6 separate regions of the Homo sapiens genome follow, and regions 1, 2, 4, 5 and 6 are each linked to region 3. The links are chromatin loops, found by intact Hi-C in ENCODE. Cell type or tissue: endothelial cell of umbilical vein. All regions are shown on one strand.

The links. Peaks named below come from ENCODE experiments on the same cell type or tissue, not always from the same donor. Only the 100,000 strongest peaks of a DNase experiment are listed, where the experiment ranks them.
Region 1: it touches region 3 in a loop (12-fold over the local background); 35 of 110 quality-filtered maps call a loop at or near these places.
Region 2: it touches region 3 in a loop (3-fold over the local background); 6 of 110 quality-filtered maps call a loop at or near these places.
Region 4: a loop joins it to region 3, with 10 times the contacts of the local background. A loop is called at or near these places in 14 of 110 quality-filtered maps.
Region 5: a loop joins it to region 3, with 22 times the contacts of the local background. A loop is called at or near these places in 20 of 110 quality-filtered maps.
Region 6: it touches region 3 in a loop (10-fold over the local background); 10 of 110 quality-filtered maps call a loop at or near these places.

What each region holds. Positions count from the first base shown.
Region 1 is chr12:75,621,802-75,625,801 of GRCh38, reverse strand. The region is part of intron 9 of LOC105369844 (a long non-coding RNA gene); the gene reads left to right. Among named protein-coding and RNA genes, the nearest start is that of KRR1, 110 kb to the right of the region's middle. In endothelial cell of umbilical vein, no CTCF peak of the experiment used is centred here; a DNase peak (open chromatin) is centred at 2,051; H3K27ac peaks cover 511 bases.
Region 2 is chr12:75,779,827-75,783,826 of GRCh38, reverse strand. All of the region lies in intron 1 of LOC105369844 (a long non-coding RNA gene), which reads left to right. LOC105369846 (a long non-coding RNA gene) reads left to right here and starts at 2,362. Exons shown (of 5, transcript XR_001749217.2): 1 at 2,362-2,936; 2 at 3,533-3,600. In endothelial cell of umbilical vein, no CTCF peak of the experiment used is centred here; a DNase peak (open chromatin) is centred at 2,116; H3K27ac peaks cover 866 bases.
Region 3 is chr12:76,035,462-76,039,461 of GRCh38, reverse strand. It overlaps NAP1L1 (nucleosome assembly protein 1 like 1), which reads left to right. Exons shown (of 15, transcript NM_004537.7): 15 at 1-2,877. Among named protein-coding and RNA genes, the nearest start is that of PHLDA1-DT, 5.6 kb to the right of the region's middle. In endothelial cell of umbilical vein, CTCF peaks have their summits at 1,962 and 2,164 (motif pointing right); DNase peaks (open chromatin) are centred at 1,501 and 2,031; H3K27ac peaks cover 1,670 bases.
Region 4 is chr12:76,454,413-76,458,412 of GRCh38, reverse strand. All of the region lies in intron 3 of OSBPL8 (oxysterol binding protein like 8), which reads left to right. Among named protein-coding and RNA genes, the nearest start is that of OSBPL8, 100 kb to the left of the region's middle. In endothelial cell of umbilical vein, a CTCF peak has its summit at 2,474 (motif pointing right); a DNase peak (open chromatin) is centred at 2,502; H3K27ac peaks cover 653 bases.
Region 5 is chr12:75,332,446-75,336,445 of GRCh38, reverse strand. GLIPR1L1 (GLIPR1 like 1) reads right to left here and starts at 1,776. Exons shown (of 6, transcript NM_001304964.2): 1 at 1,544-1,776. The coding sequence starts at 1,717. It also overlaps a transcript of CAPS2 not described here. RefSeq lists a silencer at 1,930-2,039. In endothelial cell of umbilical vein, a CTCF peak has its summit at 1,949 (motif pointing left); a DNase peak (open chromatin) is centred at 1,935; H3K4me3 peaks cover 308 bases; H3K27me3 peaks cover 243 bases.
Region 6 is chr12:75,483,143-75,487,142 of GRCh38, reverse strand. The region is part of intron 2 of GLIPR1 (GLI pathogenesis related 1); the gene reads right to left. It overlaps GLIPR1-AS1 (GLIPR1 antisense RNA 1), which reads left to right. Exons shown (of 2, transcript XR_007063373.1): 2 at 985-3,689. Among named protein-coding and RNA genes, the nearest start is that of GLIPR1, 4.4 kb to the right of the region's middle. RefSeq lists an enhancer at 1-2 and a silencer at 1,594-1,763. In endothelial cell of umbilical vein, a CTCF peak has its summit at 1,693 (motif pointing left); no DNase peak of the experiment used is centred here; H3K27ac peaks cover 46 bases.

The sequences.
Region 1 (4,000 bases), 410 kb after region 3:
AGCTTGTCCCATGCTTTTCTAGAATACACAGAGGTGTATAGATTCATCTATTTTTTTTTTTTTTTTTTGGGGGGGGATGGAGTCTTGCTCTGTTGCCAGGCTGGAGTGCGGTGGCGCGATCTTGGCTCACTGCAACCTCTGACTCCCTGGTTCAAGAGATTCTCCTGCCTCAGCCTCCTGAGTAGCTGGAATTACAGGCACACGCCACCATGCCCAACCAATTTTTGTATTTTTAGTAGAGATGGGGTTTCACCATGTTGGCCAGGATGGTCTCCATCTCCTGACCTCATGATCTGCCCGCCTTGGCCTCCCAAAGTGCTGGGATTACAGGTGTAAGCCACCGTACCTGGCCTCTATAGCTCTATCTATGAGGGACTTGGTCCTGAGGATACATGGATTATTACCCTGAAACTCTCTCACTTTCAGAAAAAGCTGAAGAATGCTCCAAGAGTGGTTAGAAACTTAGGCCTTAAATGTAAATGGGAAAAACATGTTTTCAACATTATTACTTAACATTATTCAAAGCCTGTATCTCATTTATTTTTACTACTTCGTCTAAAATGGACTGATAATGGAATGAAGTATCTTACTACAATTATCTGTCAGTTTCTGTGTGAATCTCTAAAAATTTCTATTTATTTCTAATGGTATGGTATTATTTTAATAAGCTCATAAAATGTTGTGATGGCCTAATGTTAAGTTTAGAGGTAAAAGAATGCGTTGGAAGTTCAAGAATTTATCTATAATCCAATAACGATACTTTTTTGTTTTTTTTTTTTTTTTTGAGACAAAGTCTCTGTCACCCAGGCTGGAGTGCAGTGGCACGATCATGGCTCACTGCAGCCTCTCACTCCCCAGGCTCAGGTGAACCTCCCACCTCAGCCTCCTGAGTAGCTGGGACTACAGGCACGTACAACCACACCAGTCTAATTTTTGTATATTTTGTAGAGACAGGGTTTCACCATGTTGCCCAGACTGGTCTCAAACTCCTGGGCCCAATTGATCTGCATGTCTCAGCCTCCCAAAGTGCTGGGATTAGAGGCGCGAGCCACTGCGCCTGGCCTACCAATAATGATACAACTAAAAGCAATTCCCTCTGAACTTTTGATTCATGGTCTTTCTTATCTTTACTTCTCATTACCTTTGCTACCTTTTAAAGTTTCGTTTTACTTTTTTTTCATAGGAATTTAAGTAGGTAATTTGTAGACACTGTAAGACATGACCTTTATTTAGCTACAAGTCCCTTTTATCTAATACCTATTGAAGTGATCAATACCATCTGGATATAAACCAGACTTTTTCCACCTTGCCGCCCATCACCATGTCACCCCTAGTATTTTTATTTTAAGTATCCTCCCTGTTTTCCCTTAACTCAGTGTTAGTAAGGCTGAACACTCCACCTACATTCTTTTTGTTGATGTCTCCCAGCTCCCAGGGTACTGATCTCCAATGTAGGGTTTAGGCTCCCTAGAAGGTGCTAGTAAACATTCTTTTGAGGAGTAGGGGAAAATGCTAGAACTACTAATTATGTTTATTTTTTTATCTCACCTTAAATTATTCTTTGTTTATGCTCTATAGTGTTTATGATATAATTACAGTAGTACAGGTATACTTTACTAATAAATAAACATGTGTTTATTGAGTGAACTGAATTTGTTGCGTGCGCTACAGATCTGGTGATTTGTATGCAGGAAGTTTATTGGGGAATGCTCTTAGGATCAGCGCCTCAGGGGGTACTGTCAAAAGGGCAGGATTGCATCATGGTTCTCAACTGGGAAGGTTTGGAACCCCAGGATATATTTAGCAACATCTGGAGACATACTGGCATCTAGTGGATAGAGGCCAAGGACACTGCTAAATACCCTGTAATATACAGAGTGGCCACCACAACAAAGAATCATCCAGGTCAAAATGTCAATAGTGCTGAATTTGAGAAATCCTGGGGTAAAAGGATAAGCTGAATGGCAGTCAAGGCCAAGGCCTCACTTCATTCCGTAGGGAGCTCTGGAATCAGGTGGGCCCTTCACAGTGTTCTACACAGGCCAGTCATGGGACACAGGAAGGAAGTATGACCTCAGAAGGGTGATTGTCTTTGGCTTTAGGCAAACCTGAGAAAGCTAAGAGCAGGCAGCTGCCAACACCCACAATACTGGAGAAATGAGAGCTTCAGCCCTGAGAAGGTTATGGAGAGAGACTAGGTGGAAAACCACAGCATCCACTACAGGAGAAATCACTAGCCAGCTTTTTTTCTCTCTCATTATTGTCTTTAAGTTTTTTTCTAAATGTTATTTTTAATTGACAAATAATAATTGTGTATATTATGGGGTACAAAGTGATATTTTGATCTATGTTTACATTGCGAAATGATTAAATAAGGCTAATTAACAGATTCATCAGCTCCCATACTTACCGTTTGTTTGTGGTGAAAACATTTAAAGTCTACTCTCTGAGCAATTTTGAAATATGTACTGCATTGTTATTTATTACAGTCATTCTGTACAATAGATCACTAAAGCTTATTCCTTTTGCCTAATTGTCTTTAAGTTTGGTTGAACCTTGGCCTCATCCTTCCCTCTGCCTTACCACCAGTGAATCTCACTGCTTCTTAGGGCAATTTCAGACATAAAAAAAAAAATCCATTTTCAAGCCTTCCAAACTCAAGGACAATTTATTTCAGAACATTAATCCCTTATTCGGGGCAAAACTTCCCTTTCTCTTCACTCCAATCTACTCTCGGCTGGGGAAATGGTGATGGACAATGGAGCATGTAGCTTTCTCTTATTTCTCTTATTTTGACTTCCTTTCCCACATGCTCTGTGAAATGTTGGGACAAAGGGCAGGAGGAGATGTAAAACAGTTTAGTTTGGAGGCCACAGTGTAGAGGGTGTTGATCCAATAATCATCACATCTCTGTTACATTTTTTACAGTTTCCCTTTCTACTGGTTCATTTCTGTTTGTCCACTAAGGTACTCACAAATTGTTTCAGTCTTAACAGAAACACACCAAAAAATAAAATAGTAGCATCATCCTTCCTTGCTATCATTGTGCCTTTTTCTTTCTTTCCCTCCAAAGTGGAGTAGGCGGGACTTACTGTCTGCTTCCTGTTATCTGCTTATCTTTAACTCTTGACTGCTGGCTCTTTTACTTCTTCTCCCTGTGACTTCCCTGAAACTTCCAAAGGCTGCACATTACCTGTAACTATCAAATGTTAAAGCTTTTATTTTTTTCTCATTCCATTTGATCTTTTTGCAGCACTTTAACATGAATTGACAGACTATATCATCTGCTTCTTTTCTTTTAACTTTTCTCCACTGTGAAATAATGCAGAAAGAAAAGTAGACAAAATTTTAAAATATATACCTCAGTGATTACAGAGAAAACTCATGTGATTGTCACCTACCAGATGAATGTGTGCATTTCTTATACCCTAGAAGCCCCCCTTGCAGCTTTCCAATCACTACCAGTTCAAAAATAGTCAATATGCTAACTACTATGCTAATTACTTTGATATTCTTTATAGTTTTCCACCTAAGAATGCATTTCTAAGCACTATAATTTGATTTTGCATCTTTTTAAAAGCAATATAAAGGCCTGCAGTATATATTCTTCTGTGTATGGCTTCTTTTGCTCAATACTACATTTGTGAGATTCATCATTATTGTTGTGTATAGCTGGGATTAATTCCTTTTTATGGCTGTATGCTATTCAATTTCATGAATATACCACATTTATCCATTCTATTGTAGATGAACATTGGAGATGTTTGTAATTTTTGCCTATTGCCAGTAATATTGCTATGACCTTTCTTGTATACACCTTTGGCTACATGCGTGTATGCATTTATATTGGGTATATATCTAGGCGTGGAAGTAGTGAGTTGTTGGTTTTTGCATATTTTTAAATTTAGTAGAAAATGGCAAATAGTCTTCCAAAGTGGTTATACCAATTTATACTCCTGTCAACAGTATATTAGAGTTCCCATTGTTTCATGTCCTTGCA
Region 2 (4,000 bases), 260 kb after region 3:
CTCAGTGAACTCTCAGAAAACCTTGTACTTCTTTTCTGCACACACTGAGCTTCTCTGCCAGGTGCCTTCTGAGGACATGAGAGCTTCATGCTAGGCTGGCCTTGATGCAGTGTGGGCAAGGCCTGGAGCAAAGAGTCATGAAAGTTGGAGGCTTGGAGTCCTGCCCACGGGTGGATGAGTGGCCCAGGCAGGCCAGGACTAAGTGCTGAAAGCCCATCAGTGCAGAATCATCCCATCGGGGCAGCATCGGGGTAACAGTCAAGCAGCAGCTCTTTGCCCAGTCTCCTTTTGCACCAGCTGTAGCTATTTGGGACTGATATGTTCTCAGGGCTTCCTCAGCCCCAAGTCCATGACCCCGTTTGTGCTTAAGGTGAACAGACGTCTCTCCTTTTAACAGAGGGGCAGGAACCCAGGAGACTGCTGAGCCAAAGCTTCTCCCCAGCTGTAATGCTTTCCTGAAATAGAGACTTTGCCTTGGCTCTTAGACCCAGCTCCATACTTTACTGTTCCCAGTTAGTCATGGAAAGACGAAGGTGCCTAAAAATAAGCACCATCTGGGCCCACAAGGTTCAGCAGGGCACACTCACAGCTAATGGAGAAAGTTTCAGTCTGCCTTTGTGGTCCTGGAAACCCAGCTGTGATGCGCTTGCCAGAAGGGCCCTTCAAGCCGTGTTATTCTGAGTGTCTCTCAGGGCAGCCTTTGCAAAGGCAACTTTTCACTGCCTGTAAGTTCTTGAGGTCACCCAAGGATAGCAGCTTCAGGGAAAATATGAGAAAAAATGTATTTTTAGTGCATTTTCTCATGTCTTTGTGTTGCCCCGCTCTCTTTCATGCTTCTGCAGTCCCCACTCCACTCTCCATTAGCTGCCTAGCTTCTGTGCCTGGTCATCTTCCCAGATGCCCAGAGACTTCTATGATGCCCTGAGCCTCCCTTTCCTAACACCCTTTTGGCTCTCCTCTTTATAAAAACTGACACATCTGTCCTTCAGAGAATGAAGCTAATCTGATAAATTAATTCATAACAAAGTGTAAAGGAGGATGGTTTAAGATGACCTGTTATACAGAAAATGGTTGCACTTTTATAGTGGTTAAAAAACATATACAATTTACCATCTTAACCATTTTTAAGTGGACAGTTCTGTAGGGTTCAGCTTATCTCTAATGGTATGAAATGGATCCCCGGAAGGTTTTCGTCTTGCAGAACTGAACCTCTGTAGTTATTAAACGATTCCTTACTTCCCCCTCCTCCCAAACTCTGGTAACCACCATTCTGCATTTTCATATCTATACATTTGACTACTTTAGATACCTCGTATAAGTGGAATCGTATGGTTATTGTCCTTTTGTGACTGGCCTGTTTTACTTAACATACTGTCCTCAAGGTTCATTTCTGTCTTAGCACATAACAAGATGTCCTTCCTTCTTAAGGGAGCATGGTATTCCATTGCATGTACATAGCACATTCTGTTTATCCATTCATCTATTAATGGACATTTGGGTTGCTTCCACCTCTTTGCTATTGGGAATAGTGCTGCTAAGAACATGAGTGTTCACATATCTCTTTGAGATCCTGCTTTCAATTATTTTGGAAATATACCCAGAAATGGGATTTCTGGACCACATGGTAGCTCTATTTGTAATTTTTTAAAGAACAGCCACGCTTTTCCGTAGTGGCTGCATCATTTTACAACCCAATAAACAGTGCACAAAAGTTCCAACTTCTTTACATCCCTGCCAACACTTGTTGTTTTCTGGGTTTGTTTTTTTTTTTTATTTGATAGTAGTGATCCTAATGAGTGTCAGAGTATGATTGTATTTTAAGGGAAGATTTTCATGCTTCACCCTGAAAGAATGATGATGGTGTTGATTTCAGGCTCTGGCACAAGCCAAGAGGAAATATTAGATATTTTGTTTAGGAAATTCTTGTTGCATCCTTCAAATCACATGACATAAGCCTCAGCAGAATCATTATATATCACTTGAGTGACAGATAGCTGAGTCACCTGCCCCTGAGGTCTAGATAAGATTACCTTCTCCATACCCCATTCTAGAATTGAGAAAAGTCAGACTCATGACACAGGATTATGCACATTTCTGGAGGGCTTATTTGTCATGGTCTTATCTCTGTTTTTTGCGTCCTGCTCATGTTATTTTTTTTTTTCCCCCTCTCCTATCTATATCATTCTTGTTTTGTTTCACACGGATGCAGACCTGGACCTGAGCCACTTTTCTTGATTTCCCAGAAATAGTCACTCACTCAAAGCCCTTGTATGTGCAGCAGATTTCACTGATGCTTTAAGGAGGAGTTTATGCTGCAAAAAAGCAAGCTATTTAAAACTGAATATTAGCTCTCCTGCTTCTAGAAGTTCTTTGGGCCATCCTGCCTCAGAGCACTTGTTTCCCCTGCTGTCAAGCCACTCTCTACAGCACCATTTGCCGTTTTGCTGACTTCTCCTTTCCCTTCCCCCTCCATCTTTTCATCTGAGTCCTTACTAACTCCTAGTTTGCCAGGGCTCTGTGCTGCACCAGCTAGAACCATGTGGGACTAACGGGCTCTTGTCCCAGGTTCATGCTTCATTTCTTCTCCAAGGTCAACAGACATCTCTCCTCTTAAGAGAGAGATACAAGAACCCTAAAGCCTGGGCCAAAGTTTCTCCGCAGCTGTAATGGTTTCCTGAAGCTGGAGATTTTGCCTCGACTCCTAGACCCAGTCCTCCTTCCATACTTTAGAGTTCCCAGGGATGCCACATTCTCCTCTCTTTATGATGCACAACAAATCATATCCCTCAAACTCCACTGTAAGTAAGCCCTCCTTTGCCAACCCAAATCTCAAAATGTTCACCTAAATAAAATACTCTTTCTCCATTTATGAGCTCAAAACAGAAGTGGAGATCTTGAGTTTTCCTTTAGAAGGTCTATCCACCTTCCTTGAGAAGGTAATGGTTTGAAAAGCATTTGTTTTTCTTCTTATACCCCAGAAATCTCTGTGATTTACTGTTGTTGACGACCATTCTGACTTCATGCTTTTGGGAAGGCTTCTTGGAATGGCTGAGTCTTGAAAAAAAAAAAAAGATAGGATTCTGACAAATGTATTTCTTTTCTCCATTGCAGCTGAAATCAAGGCTAGCTAGGCATGGTTAACAGTGTTTCCTAAAGCTGTTTGAGTCTATTTACTTCAAGGACTCTCTTTTGCACTACCCATGGAAGCTAGACTTCCAGATTCCCCACAATATTGGCTTTCTAACTTGGGCAACTGTTTTGTGCCTTATTCACACACTGGTTGCTGTTTGCGGCAGGAGGCTAAAAGAGTTGTTAGACTCTGTAGCACTTGGCTGTAATTATATACTCCTTGACCTCACCTACATAGTTGAAACCCCTGCTGCCTCCCTCCAGACAGATATCCTAGTGGGGAGTCTGGCTGAAGATTGAAAGGTTGTCATGGAAGTCACATTTAATTGCTTCCTCTTACTATATATGGTAGGCTGGAAATGGTATCATGAAGCTAATCTTGTAATCCTTTTCTTCCTGAAAGGAGAACAGTGGAATTCTGTGAACCAGAGAAATGTAGGCAGCTGGGAGTCGAACTTAAGCACCAGTATGGTAGGCACCAGCCCTCCTGTCCAGTCTCATTAGCCCTTCAATGGTGATAATGACGTAGTCGGAAGGCAGCTGAAGATTGCAAAGGAGCCAGACTGCAGAGGTCACTGGGAGGGGCAGAACATGGCATGAGGGAGAAGAAATGTAAAGGGAAATAGTATTGTCACCAAATTTGAGAGCTGAAAAAAGAATTGCATCCAAATATGGTAAAAGCTCACAGATGTTGTCTTAACTATCCTGTCTATGTCAAAAGAGGTTGTAAACAGGATACAGCAGTGGGAGCAAAAATCTACTCGCCCGGTAGTGAGATAGCTTGTGTTTCTGGAATGCCCCACACTCCATCTCTCTGCCAATCTCATTTTCTCTATCTGAAACAACTTTCTACCTGGGTCTCACCTACTCC
Region 3 (4,000 bases):
TATATAGGTTTTTCTCTTAGGCTTAGACAGACTCTGGGACTGATATGGGAGCTTCATGGTTCTCAGGCAGACTTTCATTCTACTTTTTGTCTTTGGCAAGTTGGTTTATTATCAAGTGGTTGCTGGGGCTCTATACATCATGTCCAGGTTCAAGGTACAGGATGGGCTGAAGGAGGCTAAAGGCTACTGGCATCCAACCTCTCCTGTAAAAAGAAGAACCTATGGTTTATGCTCACAGTGCTAAAAGTAGGATAGTAAATAAAATAGAGCTGGGTGTGAATGCCAAGGGAGGTTAGGATGACAGCCACATTGGCCACATATGTCGAAATAAGTTGATTTAGAAAAGGATTATTTGATCAAGGATATCCTGGAACATAAAGCAAATAACTACATTTTAGAAATAAGTGAACAGGGCTAAGAAAAGTAATTTTCTTTAAATACGGCCCAAAAGGATTAATTATGATTGGAGTCCTGCTTTGCCCAAGGCTTTTTATTTCATTTTGCATGATAACCTTTCTCAGAACCATGCATGCACAAATTAGGTTGAGACAATGACTTAAAAGTGTAAATGAAATCTCATTAGAAACAAAAACTTTCTGGTTTCTGACATGTTTAAGGGGTGCTCATTGTTACTCAACAATGATTTACTTAGGTAGTTATTGTGATGGGGGCGGTTCTAATGGGATTTCTTTTTCTGGTAGGTTTAGTGGCAACATACAAGCTTGCCATAAACATTTCCTGGGTTTTATCTTCTTGTAAAAGTGTTATTCCACCTTTCTGAGTCTGGCTACCCCACAGAATTCTTTTATCCCTTTTACTCTTAGATTACCTTGTCTGTAATGAAACTTACCCTCTCTGAAGCCTGAGTTGTTCTTCTAAAGTAACACCACTACCACCTTCTTTATTCTCATGTTTTTGGGAGGAATTGTCTACACTCACTGCTATATGTCCTCTATCACCTAAGAAAGGTATTTGCCCATTACTGGATTTTTTTTTCTTACAGAGATCAATAGTGATCAAATTGAACAGCCTATGTCCTCAGGCTGTGTGTTTTGTGGCAATGGAAAAATGACAGCAAAAGAGGGAAATATCCTTGGAATTTAGTTCCTTAAATGGAGGTATTTGCCCAAGTGACTGTCAGTTACATATTTGAGTTGCAAACAACGGGTTGCATTTACCGGGTTTCAGAGTAGAAGCATACTTAGGAAAGGTGGTAGGTGTTCTTGGGCTCTTCAGTGGGGACAGAGGATTGCTTCCACTCTTAGTTACTGGGGTATCTTGTCACCCCAGAGACCCAGAGCCAGAATATCAACACTTTTGAGTGATTGCAGTTTTGTGACAACATAATACTGGTTCTCTCAGCCTCCTTCATTGGATTACCTTCCTCTCTGCTCCATTTCATCCAGTTCCATATTTTCGTTTGTCACTTCAAAGCTAATATTACCATAACAAGTTTACAAATAATCAGACTTCCTGGTTACTTGTTAATACTCAATAAGATAGCCTGCTTGCCCATTTTGAATAATATCAATACATTTCCAGACAAAACATTAGTCATTTCCCCTCAGTTTAAGTGCTGTCAATCAGCTCTCCGTTAGGTACAATGGCGAAAACACTCATCCAGGATCTTGGATATTTAGTGAAGTAGACGTGAAAATTGGATAACTACTCATCAGAGTTTGAAGTGATTAGGAAGGAATTAACTCAGCCAGAGGAAATCTGGGATTTGAATAGGGCTTTGAAGAATGAAAGGTTTACAGAGGATTTGGGAAGGTAAATTGGAGGCTGCGAGGACAAGGAGATGTATGACTGGCACTCGCTCAAGGTTGAGTGGAACGAGTCAAAATAAGTAGGACCCATTCTGTGGAGGGCTTGTCATGCAAGGGTAAGGAATTGGAATGTATACAATTGGAGGCGAATAGAAGTTTTCTGTCATGTTTTAAGAGTAAAACTGAAGGCCATGTGTATGAGTATGGATCAGGTGATTGGGCCACCCAAGAACTTAGATGAGAGAACTGAATTAGGCTGCTGGCAGAACAGAAAGGACGGAGACAGCTGATGGACGGTGCTTGGATCCACAATTGTGTTTGTACTACAGTTAAAAAAAAGCGCTAAGCACTCATTATAAAGCACTTGCTTTAAGCTGTTACACAGATTGGTCACTAGGAGGCATCAGTTCATCAACTACTAAGGCGAAAAGGAAGGCAGCTCTGGACACCCACCTAAGAAGTCTGGATAGTTCTGTGTTAATACTTAACGTTTTCAACTCAAGGACTTTTGGAAACTAGAATCTAGAATATTTCTTCTGAATAGTACTTCAAAGATGAAATAAGGCTAAGAAGTCTAAACTGCACTCTGTGAGACTATTTGTTTATTTATTTAATTATTTATTTTGAGACAGATTCTCGCTCTGTTGCCCAGGCTGGAGTGCAGTGGCGTGATCTTGGCTCACTGTAACCTTCACCTCCCTGGCTCAAGCAATTCTCCTGCCTCAGCCTCCCGAGTAGCTGGGATTACAGGCGCTGTGGGTTTTTTTTTTTTTTGTATTTTTAGTAGAGACGGGGTTTCACCATGTTGGCCAGACTTGTGTCGAGCTCCTGACCTCAGGCAATCCGCCTGCCTCAGCCTCCCAAAGTGTTGGGATTACAGGCGTGAGCCACCGCGCCCAGCCTTGGTTATCTTTTATACCCTGATGAGGGTAACGTGACATGTTCATAATTTACTGGGCTTTAACTTTTTCTTGAAAGATGTTTGACCTTTGGTCTATCCAAATCTTTAATAATGATCATTGTCATGAGTTTCTACTGTATATTGCAAATTGGTTTACAGATCAGAATTTTGTAATCATTATGAATTAAACACTTAATAACTTTCCAAGTTCTGTTACATGTCTTTAAGCCAGTATTGATTAATGGACTTTTAGTCAAGTGTTTGACTATGTAACTGCCAAGTAAGAAACTTACCAACTCAGTTCCATTACTGTGTTTCTCATGCTTCTAAATACTCTTACTAGAAAACAGTAGGATACTAGTTTATATAAACACCTCTCATGATATTAAATTGCATGTTGCTTGGGAAAAGGTTTGTGGGATTTATTTTAGATGTCTGACTATAAAAGCATTTAAGATTCAGAGAGGCCTAGCATGTAGTTATCCATTTAAAAAGTATACCAGAGATATGTTTGTAGGGCAAATTTCAAGTCCTTACATCTCAAGTTTTAAAAAGTAGGATGCATCATGAAAAATCTGTCAAAAGCATTTGAAAAAATTGATATTCTTTTTATGATGGGTATGGACTTCTAATTCAATTCAAGATTTCTACCTATGTTGAGCATCTACTTGGTATCAAGACTTTTTCTAGGTGATTGGGACACATCAGAAACAATGGTCCTTGCCCTCTTGAATAGCTTGCATACTATTCTAGTGGGAAGGGGAACAGAAATAAGCAATAGGTACAATAAATTATTGAGTAGCATGTTAGAAGATAATATATGCTATGGGAAAAATTAAGGGGAATTGAGTGGCTACCATTTGAGAGTGATCAGGATAGGCCTGTTGAGCCAAGACTTGAAGAAAGTGATGGAGATAACTTTGGGTGCTATGCTGAAAATAGATAACAAGGATAGAATCAGGGAGACAAGTTAGGAGGCCATCATAGTAATCCAGTGGGGGGATATGATGGTGATTTGGATCAGGGTGGTAATGAAGGAAGTGGACAGAATCCAGATGTAGTTGAAGGCCTAACCAGTAGGATTTCCTGACTAAATGTGTAGATTAAATATTGGGAGAGAAAAAAATTACTACAAGGCAGGCATGATTCTACACACTTGAAGGCCTGGGGCAAGAGTACAATGGAGATACCGTATGTTTAAATATTTAAAAGTACTGTTTAATGAAAATATGCCCAATGTGCCTGTCTTGACAAACTTTCATTAGAACTGGGAAGCCAGGTTTGTATTTATGCCAGAATATAACTTGCGGGCAGAGCTGACCCTCAGCCC
Region 4 (4,000 bases), 420 kb before region 3:
TAGCCCTTTTTTCATTCTTAAATGCAATAACTCAAAATATTTTATAAATATTATTTATTATACAATCATCATTAGGAGGTAGAAATCTTAAAAATAGAAAAAAGAACACAAATCTCAAAATGTTGTTTTTGATTTTCTTGAGACAGGGTTTTACTCTGACACCCAGGCTGGAGTGCAGTGGCACAATCACAGCTTACTGCAGCCACAACTTCTCCTAGACTCAAGCGATCTTCCCACCTCAGCCTCCTGAGTAGCTGGGACTACAAGCGTGTGCCCAGCTAAATTTTTTTTATTTTTATTTTTTGTAGACACAGGGTTTTCCTACATTGCCGAGGCTGGTCTTAAACTCCTGGACTCAAGCGATCCGATCCTCCTGCCTTGGCTTCCCAAAATGCTGACATTGCAGGTGTGAGCCACTGCACCAAGCTTCAAAATATTTTTATGTTTTGTTGTTCAGCCTTGTGATACTTACTTGGCATTTAATTTCAATGGATTCTTCAGTTTCTTTAATTACCTCATATATTTAGACATGGACTCAGGTGAACTGAATGGCACTGCTGAGCTTTATAAATAGAATAGCATTTTAAATATTAACTGAAATATTTTATCTTAGGAACTGGGTTTTTACAAATGGAGATCTTTTTTACTTCGAATAGAAGAAATTTACTTAAGGTTATATATTTCAAGCATATATATAAATAAAAATATACAACATAATATTAGAGATGACTTTATCATGTACTCTGCCAAGTATTAAAAGGCTGGGTCTGTATAATCATTTGTTAGAGACCATATATCTTTTAAAGTGAAGTACAGTTGACCCTTGAACAAGACAACTTTTAACTACACGAGTCCACTTCTATGTGTATTTTTAAAAATAAATATATTGGAAAATTTTTCTGAGGTTTGTGACAATTTAAAACTCACAGATGAACTGTACCTTAGAAACATAGAAAAAATAAAGGAAAGGTTAGGTATATCATGAATGCATAAAATATATGTAGGTACTAGTTTATTTTCTTACTACTTTAAAATATACACAAATCTATTACATAAGTAAAAATTTATCAAAACTTTTCACACACACCGTACACGTTGCCATTCCCAGTTGAGAAAAATGTAAACAAACATAAAGATACAATATTAAATCGTAACTACATAACATTAACTAGTACATACCGTACTACTGTAATAATTTTCTAACCACTTCCTGTTATTACTATGAGCTCAGGTGTTGCGAATATCTGCTTAAAATGCTGTGTGATGCTAATCATCTCTGTATGAAGTTATTTGCTCCAGTAAATTGCATATTGCTTTAAAAAGTCATTTCTCATCATTCTTGCCTATTTTCATCATGTTTCGTGCAATATTGTAAACCTTGAATAACGCTATGGGACCCATGTGAAGTACCACTGTTGATGCTTCGGTTGCTCCCAAGAAGCAGACAAAGGCCATGACATTACAAGAAAAAGTTTAATTGCTTAATATTTAGCTCTAGATTGAGGTCTGCAGCTGTGGTTGCTGCTATTTCAAACTGATGATTCATCTTGTAAACAGATGGCATAAACTTATGGTATCAATAAATATGGTATAGTACTGTAATTGTATTTTCTCTTATGATTTTCTTAATAACATTTTCTTTAGCTTATGTATATATTGTATTACATAATACAATATGTAATACATACAACATATACAATATGTGTTGACTCTTCGTATTATGTATAAGGCTTCCAGTCAACAGCAAACAGTAGGCTATTAGTACTTAAGTTTTTGGAGGGTCAAAAGTTAAATGCACTTTTTTTTTTTGACACGGAGTCTTGCTCTGTCACCTAGTGCAAGGACACAACCTGGGCTGCCTCAGCCTCCTGAGTAGCTGGGATTACAGGCGTGCACCACCATGCCCAGCCAATTTTGTATTTTTAGTAGAGATGGGGTTTCACCGTGTTGGCCAGGCTAGTCTCAAACTCCTGACCTCAAATAATCTGCCTGCCTCCCAAAGTGCTGGGATTACAGGTGTGAGCTACCACTCCCAGTCCCTAAATACACATTTTTGACTGCTTAAACGTCAGCTGTAATTTCTTGGTACTTGATTAGTATCATGTACTATAGAATGAAAAAAGTACGTGATCTATACTGACATTTAAATTATTGGAGTATTTAAGAAATGTATACCTTAGAAGAAAAGGAGATATAGGATTTACATACAGATTATTATTTATGACTTTAAAAAATTACTTCATCTTATTTTAGCTTCCACTTAGATTAAAGGCAAACTTTGAAACTTGTAAAATTCTTCAAATTTTATATTGATGAGTTGAATTCAGAAGGTAAAAATGTTTTTGATTCATGTTCTCCTTAGATGCAGCAGATATGTTAATTATATTAACTATTTCAGTGTGATTTCTACTAAAGATGAGTAATGTGAGTAGCAAAGCAGGTTGCTTTACTTCCACTTGAAGTAGAAACAGCAGAGGGCACTGTAATGTTATCTTTGGTAGGTGAGACGGTGAAACTGCACTGGAGTCACACAGTGATTCATTTGCCAAATATCTATTCAGTCATTTAGAGAGTATTTAGTGAGTATCAGTTATATGCCAAGGGATACAGAAAAAAAGTCACTGTCCCTCTTAAACTTATGTTTGAATAGTCTACTATTATGTAACTGATGTAGGAAATCATAATGATTTTTATATTCCCTAGCCTCTTTTGTCTGTATAGTTGTTAATGCTTGTGAATGGGGTGAGGGAAAATAAATAGAAACATGGGCTTTCTGGTTTTTTTGGTAAAGAGGTGCACTCTGTATACTGCTGTTTCTGCATATTCTTGTTACTTCACGGCTATCAAAATCATGTAGTAATACTTCCATCGAAAATGGATTAGAAAGGGTGAATAGAGCTAACTTTACAGTTCAGGCTGTTTTAAAGTTATTCAAGACATGGACACCTATGTTTTACTGACAGAATGCTAAAACCTACATTAATTCTGCTAGTGGTTCTTATAAAGTATTTTAAATTAGCATTAAATGTTCTGTCTGATACATACAAAAGAATATGTGTCATATGTAAATGAGAGCATAATTATACAATGAGCCCTTATTGAGCTATCACTCAGCTTAAGAACTAGAATCTTCCATGTACCTTAGGTCTTTCTGCTGCTTTTTTTTTTTTTAGATAGAGTCTCGCTCTGTCGCCCAGACTGGAGTGCAGTGGTGCAATCTCGGCTCACTGCAAGCTCCGCCTCCCGGGTTCACGCCATTCTCTTGCCTCAGCCTCCGAAGTAGCTGGGACTACAGGTGCCCACCAACACGCCCAGCTAATTTTTTTTTTTTTTGTATTTTTTAGTGGAGACGAGGTTTCACCGTGTTAGCCAGGATGGTCTCAATCTCCTGACCTCGTGATCCACCAGCCTCGGCCTCCCAGAGTGCTGGGATTACAGGCTTGAGCCACCGCGCCCGGCCTCTGCTGCTTTTTTATCCCTGAGCCTGCCCCAAGAGGGCATGACTAGGTTGTATTTTTTTCTTTTTATTATTCTTTGCTTTTTAAAAAGTCTTTTTTTTATTGTTTTTTACTCATGTATGTATCACTAGATTTTGCTTGGTTTTCAATTTTAAAAGAATGGTGTCATGGTTTATATAATTTTCTAGGACTTGCTGTTTGTAGTTACCTTTTTTTTTTTTTTTTAATTTTTTAAAGAGACAGGGTCTTGCTCTGTTGCCCACACTAGGGTGCATTGGTGTTATCACAGCTTACTGCAGCTTTGAACACCTGGGCTCAAGTGATGCTCCCACCTCAGCCTCCCTAGTAGCTGGGACTACAGATGCCTGCTATGCTAGGATTACAGTGTGAGCTACCACGCCCAGCTAACTTTTTTTAATTTTTATTTCTTTTAGAGATAGGTCTTGCTATGTTGTCTAGGCTGGTCTTGAACTCCTGGCCTCAAGCAATCCTCCCACCTCAGCCTCCTGAGTAGCTGGGATTATAGATGCAAGCCGTTGTGC
Region 5 (4,000 bases), 700 kb after region 3:
ATTTGTGATATGTTTCTGTTACAAAAGCATTAATCCAATCTGATAATCTTTATTTTTAATTAAAGTATGTAGTAGTCATTTGCATTTAATGTAATTTTAACATGGTTAAGTTTTAGTCTACCATTTGCTATTTTTAAATGATTCCCTCTTTGTTCTTTTGTTCCTTGTTCCTGTTTTCCAAAAATTAATCAAGGACTTTAGTATTCTACTTACTGGATTTTTAGCTCTACTTCTTTGTATATTTTTAATGGTTATCCTAGATATTAAAATATGCATTCTTAACTTCTCACGGTCCATCCAGAAATATTATTGTGATTCTTAACAATATAAGGAACTTTCAGCAGAATAATTCTATTGACACTTCACTTCATTTTTTATGCATTGGTTATAATGTGTTTAGTTTCTACATTATTATAAACTCCACAATTCATTGTTATCATATTTTGCTTTAAATAGTCAATGAGTACAAAAGAAATATAAAGAACATTTATTATATTTAACCCCACATTTACTCTTTTTTATCATACATTTACAATAAAACTCTAAAGGCATCAACCATATTAATACTAATATTAGTATTTCTGAATTCCGTTGAAGATTTATTTCTAGTTAATTTATGCCTTGGACAACCCCAAGCTGGTAAACATTATATATTAAAATATCTTAACAATTCTGCATTAAAGAGATTAGTTTATTCTTGTTTCATTTCTGATACATATTTGAATCTTTCTCCATCAAAATATAATTTTCTTATACAGTAGACTAGTACAGTTTTGAACTTATTTTAATGCCTGAGTTGTGATTTTATAATTACTTTTGTTTTCCACTGGATAGAAAAGAAGAAAGCTGGAATAGATATGAGTTATACTGTATCTACATCTGCATAGCACATAAAATAGACTAATACTATCAACGTTTATGCTCATAGTGATGCATTTATAAACAAGAAAAAGTTACAATGCAAGGGAAATTTCCAATCATACAATTCATAGTCAAGTATTTAAAATTTTGTAAATTCTATGGATTATTTAATAATCCAATGCTTTTTATGCTTATTCTTCAATAGAGTACTGTATTTTTTTCAAATAATACTACACATGAAGTGTTGTTTTGATCTTGGATTCATATGATATAAAAATAAGTAAGAGAACAAGAGAATCTCCATTCCTGGGCTATTTCTTTGGTATCTTGTATCTTGGTTGTGGGGGGTGGAAATTGCTAGCTAAAAAATGGAAGAAAGAAAACAAAATAATCCTGTGTTCAGTACTTATAACTTTAGTGGTGCAACAAAGCAACTTCCAAACACTGCTCCAGCATCCCCACCTTCCCCGCAAGAGGCAAGGAACAGCTTCAAGTCTTCCTTTCTTGTTCACTCCTATGACTCTGGAGGAGACAGCCCAACCAAGGTGTGAATTTTTTTCTTTTTAACTGCATATATGTAAAGTCCGGATTGAATTAGTACAAGTTAAGTCCGTGAAATTTATCACCCAGATACCTCAGGATGAGTCAGGGATTTAAGAGCCCAGCCCTGGTTCTTTCTCACCATGTATTTCATGTCGGCCGCGGGAGGGTTGACTTTGCCACGCCATTCGTTGTGGGCTTCTATGCAGTTGTCTATAAAGTGTGGGTCAGTGATGGATGGGATTTTGGAAGATGTAGTGGCTACCAAACACAGACCCAAGATCCATAAACAACTGAATTTATTCTTCAGAGCCATGGAAGGATGTGGAGGATGCGGAGGATGCCCTGACTGCGCGGACCAGTAACGGCTGGGGCAACCCGATTTCCCCACGCCCCCGCACCACGCTCTCCCTTGGCTCCATCCTGCCGCACAGGCTCGAGCCCAGCGCGGCTGGATCAACTTGTCAGTGTCGCTGTGGGGAAGAACAGGCAGCAGGGTTCCCCTTCCACAAAGCTCTGAGCTACAGGGGAAAGCTCTGAGTCGCCCTCTGGTGGAGGGAATTTCAACCATCCAAACTGCTTTCTGTGGATCCAATCTGTAATCTGCAGAGCGCGTCTGGATTGTAATACAGATTGCAATATGCAAGCCACACAAGTTAGGTAAAGAACAAGTGCGGGATGCTGACAATGGGCCAGTCGAGTGCAAAGCACTATATATTCGTTTCTTAGACGCAGCTTCCGTGTATAGATTTTTATTGTTCTAAATAATCTAGAATCATATTGCCACTTCCCTCAGAGATTGGGAATAGAGTAAGAATAGGCAATTCTTATACAGTGACATACAGTGATCCTAAATTATCAACTTGTCAAACATTTAATAATTTCCTTCTGTTTTTTCGTCTGAAGAGACCGAATGCTTAGATAGATAACAATAGATGCTTGGAAAATGTAGCCAAGTAGTTCCTCTTGACAAAATCTTCCCTTTTTGATAGTTTGGAACAGAGCCACTGTATGGTGACTGGTAGACTCCAAGAGTTGCTTTAATTGATACACTGAGACTGGGATGGACAGAGTACATTTGATTGTCTATTTTACCTGCAATGCAATATAAATCAACGTCATTTGGCTTAATGTTTTAAATTCATTACATCAGTTATATTGATATTCTGTAATAAACCAGCATTTTTCCCCATGACATTAATTTTTTTTAGTATTTCTATGTTTCAAATAAATACCTTTACTTAGTAATTTGAAGTTGTTTACAATGCTGTTTAATTCAAGTGAACACGTACTTACATCTGCTGAATGATCCGCCATAGTCAACCTTGACACAAAAAACAAAAACCAAAACAAACTACTTTGATGCAGCTACTATCTTTTTAAAAATAAAAAGCAGAAAATTAGATTATAAGAAAACGAAAAATGCAAGGATCCTAATGGAAATTCTACTGGGCAATAGATAATATATTTCTAGTCTACTACCAGCTAATGGAGAATTGCTGTATATACTACTTTCATATCACATACATAGTCCAAACTGAGCTTCTGATATCCCACACCCAAAGACATGAACATATATACGTGTGTGTGTGTGTGTATATGTGTGTGTGTAGGTATACAGATAGATAAATCAATACAGTTATATACATCTACATGTGTCTATATATATATGTCTCTTCCTGGATATAAAGATATCTATAGGCATATACACACATACATATACACACATACATTTATATATGTAAAGTTCTCTCTATGTATAAATCTGTTTGTATACACATATATGTGTGTGTGTCTGCCTATAGACATATATACATCTACACAGAGAGAGATACAGATGTCTATAGGCATATATACATATACATATGTTTGTATACAAAGAGAAAGAGAACTTTTAAGGAATTGGCTCACATTACAGTGGGGGGCTACAATAAAAAATCTGAAGTCCTAGGTATGGCCCAAAAGACACTACATAATCTGACCATGGCTAGTTCTCTGGCATTCTCTCCTGGCTTATTCTGCATCAGCCACATCCATCAGCTTGATAAGGATGCTCTCTCCTCAGCATCTTTGCACTTGCTGTTACTTTTGCCTGCAGTGCTCTTTATAGAGTTCCCTTCAGTGAAGTCTTCCCTGATCATTCTATATCCCCTGTCTGTCAGTGCCTATCCATTTAACCTGTTTTATTTTTCTTCATTGCATTAATTACCTCCTGAATTTATGTTATTTATTTTTTTAACATCTGCCTTCTCTATCAGATTGTAGCCTTCACCACAACAGTAGCTTTGTTTTCTTCATTGCTACATCTCTAGCACCTTGAACAGGAACTGAATCTTTAGGCTCTCAATAAAAATTGGTCGAATAAATAAATGAGTTCTCTTTAACTTTCTAATAATGTTGTATACAACTGTAAGCTTCTTGAGAGCAGAAACTATATTTTAATTGTTATATATATGTATATATACATATGAGGGGCTCAATAAATATTTTTGACTTAATCACATAAAAGGAAATGCTGGGTAAGCTTATATATTTCACTTTTTCTAACACTGGGTATATTTGAAGATAGAAGGTGTTCAGTGGATGTTTGTCAAATACA
Region 6 (4,000 bases), 550 kb after region 3:
TTTATCCTTTGGTCTTCCAGCACTTTCTTCTGTAGCGTTGTTATATCAAAAGTATTCTTAATCTTTGGATCCCTTCCCCATTTTAATACTTTTTCCTCAGAAGTGTGCAAATGTTAGTTACCATTCATTTTGTGTGTTTTAGTTGGCCTCTTTTTTTAAAAGTCAGGTTTATTAGGGTATAATAAAGATACAATAACATTTATGATTTTTAGATGTACATTTCTATGAATTTTGACAAAAGAATACAGTTGTGTAGCCACTACCACATTCAAGATATAGAATATTTTTATCGCCCCAGAAAGTTCCCTTGAGCCCCTTTGTGGTCAACCCCCACCAGACCCCAGCAGTCATTAATCTGTTTCTGTAGTTTTGCCTTTTCCAGAATGTTATATGAATGGAATCAGTCTAAATATAGCTTTTTGAATCTGGCTTCTTTCACTTAGTATAGGCATTTGTTGTATTCATTTGTAGTCACTGCTTTTTATTGCTGAGTAATATTTATTACGTGGATGTAGCACAGTTTATCTATCCAAGTCAGTCTCTTTTTAAAAGCTTCATGGGCACTCTGGTTTTTGGTTAAACTTGTGGGCTTTGGAGCCACAAGGCTTGAGTTCATATTCAAGCTTTGCCACTTACAGTGTGACCTTGGTCTTAGGTTCCTTATCTATTAAATGAGGATAATAACAATACCAACTCCATAGGCCTATTTTGAAGTTTTAAATGAGCTTCTGGAACATAGCAAGCACTCAGCAAATATTCTTGTTTCATTCCCTTACCACTAAGTTTCTTAGGCTTAAAAATTCTTAACACTTTAATTTTTTTTTTTATCAGGCAGGTTTCTGTTGTATGTTTTCTTACTGTAGTAAACAAAAAACCATAATTATAAGCGCTACTCATTTTTGAGAACTTAGGTGTATCATTAAGCATTTTACATGTGACATCATGTTTAATCCTTATAAAGTGTTATTGCTCTTCCTTTTGTAGGTAAAAGATTGGAACCTAATTCTGCCTGGCCATGAAGTACTGTGAGGACAGTCCATGCCCTCAGCAAGATGCTTTTAGAGTGTTTTCTCTTTTAGCAAGCTCTTCAGAACCAGGAACCACTCTTTATACCTTTCTTACAAAAGCACTGCACCTGGGGAACCCAGAGGGAAGGAAGATGTCTCCCTTATAGGCCCACAACCCCTTCCTACCATCTTTCCCTTTCAATTCTCGGTATGAGCTCTTCTGGTTCATTATCGGGAGTATGGTAACATTGTAACATATATGAAACCTACTACAGAAATTGTGAAACAGGTCACATTTCCATGGTTCTATGCGAGTATAAAAATAAAGCTGGCCGAGGCGGGCGGATCACGAGGTCAGGAGATCGAGACCATCCCGGCTAAAACGGTGAAACCCCATCTCTACTAAAAATACAAAAAATTAGCCGGGCGTAGTGGCGGGCGCCTGTAGTCCCAGCTACTTGGGAGGCTGAGGCAGGAGAATGGCGTGAACCCGGGAGGCGGAGCTTGCAGTGAGCCGAGATCCCGCCACTGCACTCCAGCCTGGGCGACAGAGCGAGACTCCGTCTCAAAAAAATAAATAAATAAATAAATAAATAAATAAAATAAAGCTGTCAAGAGGGTGAGAGGAGGAGGCAGGAAGAGAAAAACTAAAATAAGATCAGTAGCGCCATCTAGTGAGAAATCCTAGCACTATCAAATCCAAGTAATCCTCTACCCTGCCCAGATACTTTAATTAAACTATTTCTAAACTTTATAAAGCTGAACTGTCAGCAACAGAATGTCGAATTTGAGTCATCTTCCATTTTATACACCAACATTTTTTCTCAATGCCAGTCTATCTCCAGTGAAGACAAAGCTAAAGTGTTGAATGAATACATCAAGAAATATCATACATTTTGTGAGGAGTTAATGGGCCTGAATCTATTTTCTTTATTCTGTACAACCTCCCATCATCAGCCAAAATCTGCAAATAGCTCGATTTTTGAAGAGAAGATGAGGATAAGTAGGAGGTTGTAATATCCACTTAAAGTAACTGTTCAGCATGAATTTAACACAGCAATTGAGTAGTTTTGAGTCCCCCAGGAAGATTTCTTGTCATGATGAAAACAGTCTTTCACCTAGCTATCAGATCCTTCTTCCATTATGATTGTTGGAAAACCAGCTTATGTAAGGATCTACCCTTTGTTCAATGCCTACTAAATACTAGTATTTTATTAGGTAATGTATACATATTTTATTTGTCAGGCCTCTGAGCCCAAGCTAAGCCATCATATCTCCTGTGACCTGCACGTATACATCCAGATGGCCTGAAGTAACTGAGGAATCACAAAAGAAGTGAAAATGCCCTGTTCCTGCCTTAACTGATGACATTACCTTGTGAAATTCCTTCTCCTGGCTCATCCTGGCTCAAAAGCTCCCCCACTGAGCACCTTGTGACTCCCACCCCTGCCAGCCAGAGAACAACCCCCTTTGACTGTAATTTTCCATTACCCAAATCCTATAAAACAGCTCCACCCCATCTCCCTTCATTGACTCTCTTTTTGAACTCAGCCTGCCTGTACCCAGGTGATAAAAAGCTTTATTGCTCACACAAAGACTGTTTGGTGGTCTCTTCACAAGGACGCAAGTGAAATTATTATTTAAGCCTTCCAACATATCTAATATCTGAACCTCAACTCTTCATCTTACTAGCTAAATGACATCAGGGGAACAACTTATTAACCTCTCTAAGTCTGTTTATTCACCTGTGGGTAATACCATTAACATCTCCTTAATAGATTTGTGGTAATAATTGAATGAGGTCTTCAGTGTAGAGAGCTAAACACTATGCCCATTTAAAAAGTGATTGCTGCTGCTCTATCTTCCCAGCCCAGGGGGTTCTTGGACATTCTCCCCGTGATGAGTGCCCCTCTTCTGAAGTGGGGGTAGAATGTAGTGGTTTCTTAAAGAGGATCACTCATGTTAGGATCACTGAGCTTGGGTTTTAATATCTGTATGTATGGGACTGGGTTTTAGAAAATGAATTTTCTCATGACCAAAATATTAGTCCTCCTTTTTTCCCTTAGATGTAAGGGGAAATTTTACAAGTAAGCTCAGTTAATTTTGGGAGGGCCATCTGTGAAATCTCAGGCATTTATGGCATAAACTCAAATGTTCTCTTCTTTCGATTTCCTGGAATGGTGAACATGGAGTGTCTTAACTTGTGTATTGAGCATGGTTTAGGAGTCTGTTGTCAATTTTACAGTCTTTTGACCTCTATATATTTGGCATGCTGAGCTTCTTGCCATTGATCTAAAGTACCAGGCCCATTCATACACATTGTATACTTTCCACACCTTGCTGAGAATTCTCTTCCCTTTCCTTTTCATCTGAAAAATTCCCACTCAGTTTTCAAGTACCAATTCACATGTCTCCAGCAGTGTGAAGCTTTACACTTCCTTTTGGCCGGATAAGTTGCTCATTCTGTCCTCCTTGCTCACATGGCACTTTGTCAGCTTCTCTAAATTGTACTAGCCAAACACTGTCATAATCCATTTACACATAAGTCTCTCCCAAAAGGTCAATTTCTGAGGGCCAGGGACCATTTCCAGCTGTATTTCTCCTCCTTCCCTGGCTCATTCCCTATTTCTCCTCACTTCCGCTTCTCCAAGATTGTATCCCAATAAAATGTTAGCTCATAAACTATTGTCTCAGGCTCTGTTTTCCAAGAATCTGGACTAAGACATATCACTAGTGCCTGTTATAGGGTAAAAGCTTAAACACTGACTAATAAATAAATGAAAGTAGGCACCCTCAAACTGACAATTATTTCTGAGTATTTAAATACCGCAATGCATAACAGTACAAGTACCACTTGTAGGCTATCTAGATTTAGCTTTCTACTCCCCTAGGTCTTGTTGGAATCCAAGGAAACTTATTTCCTGGTTAAATTTATTTGTAAATGTAAACCAAAATTGTTAGTTTATGAAGTAAATTTAGGAGAAATTCATTTT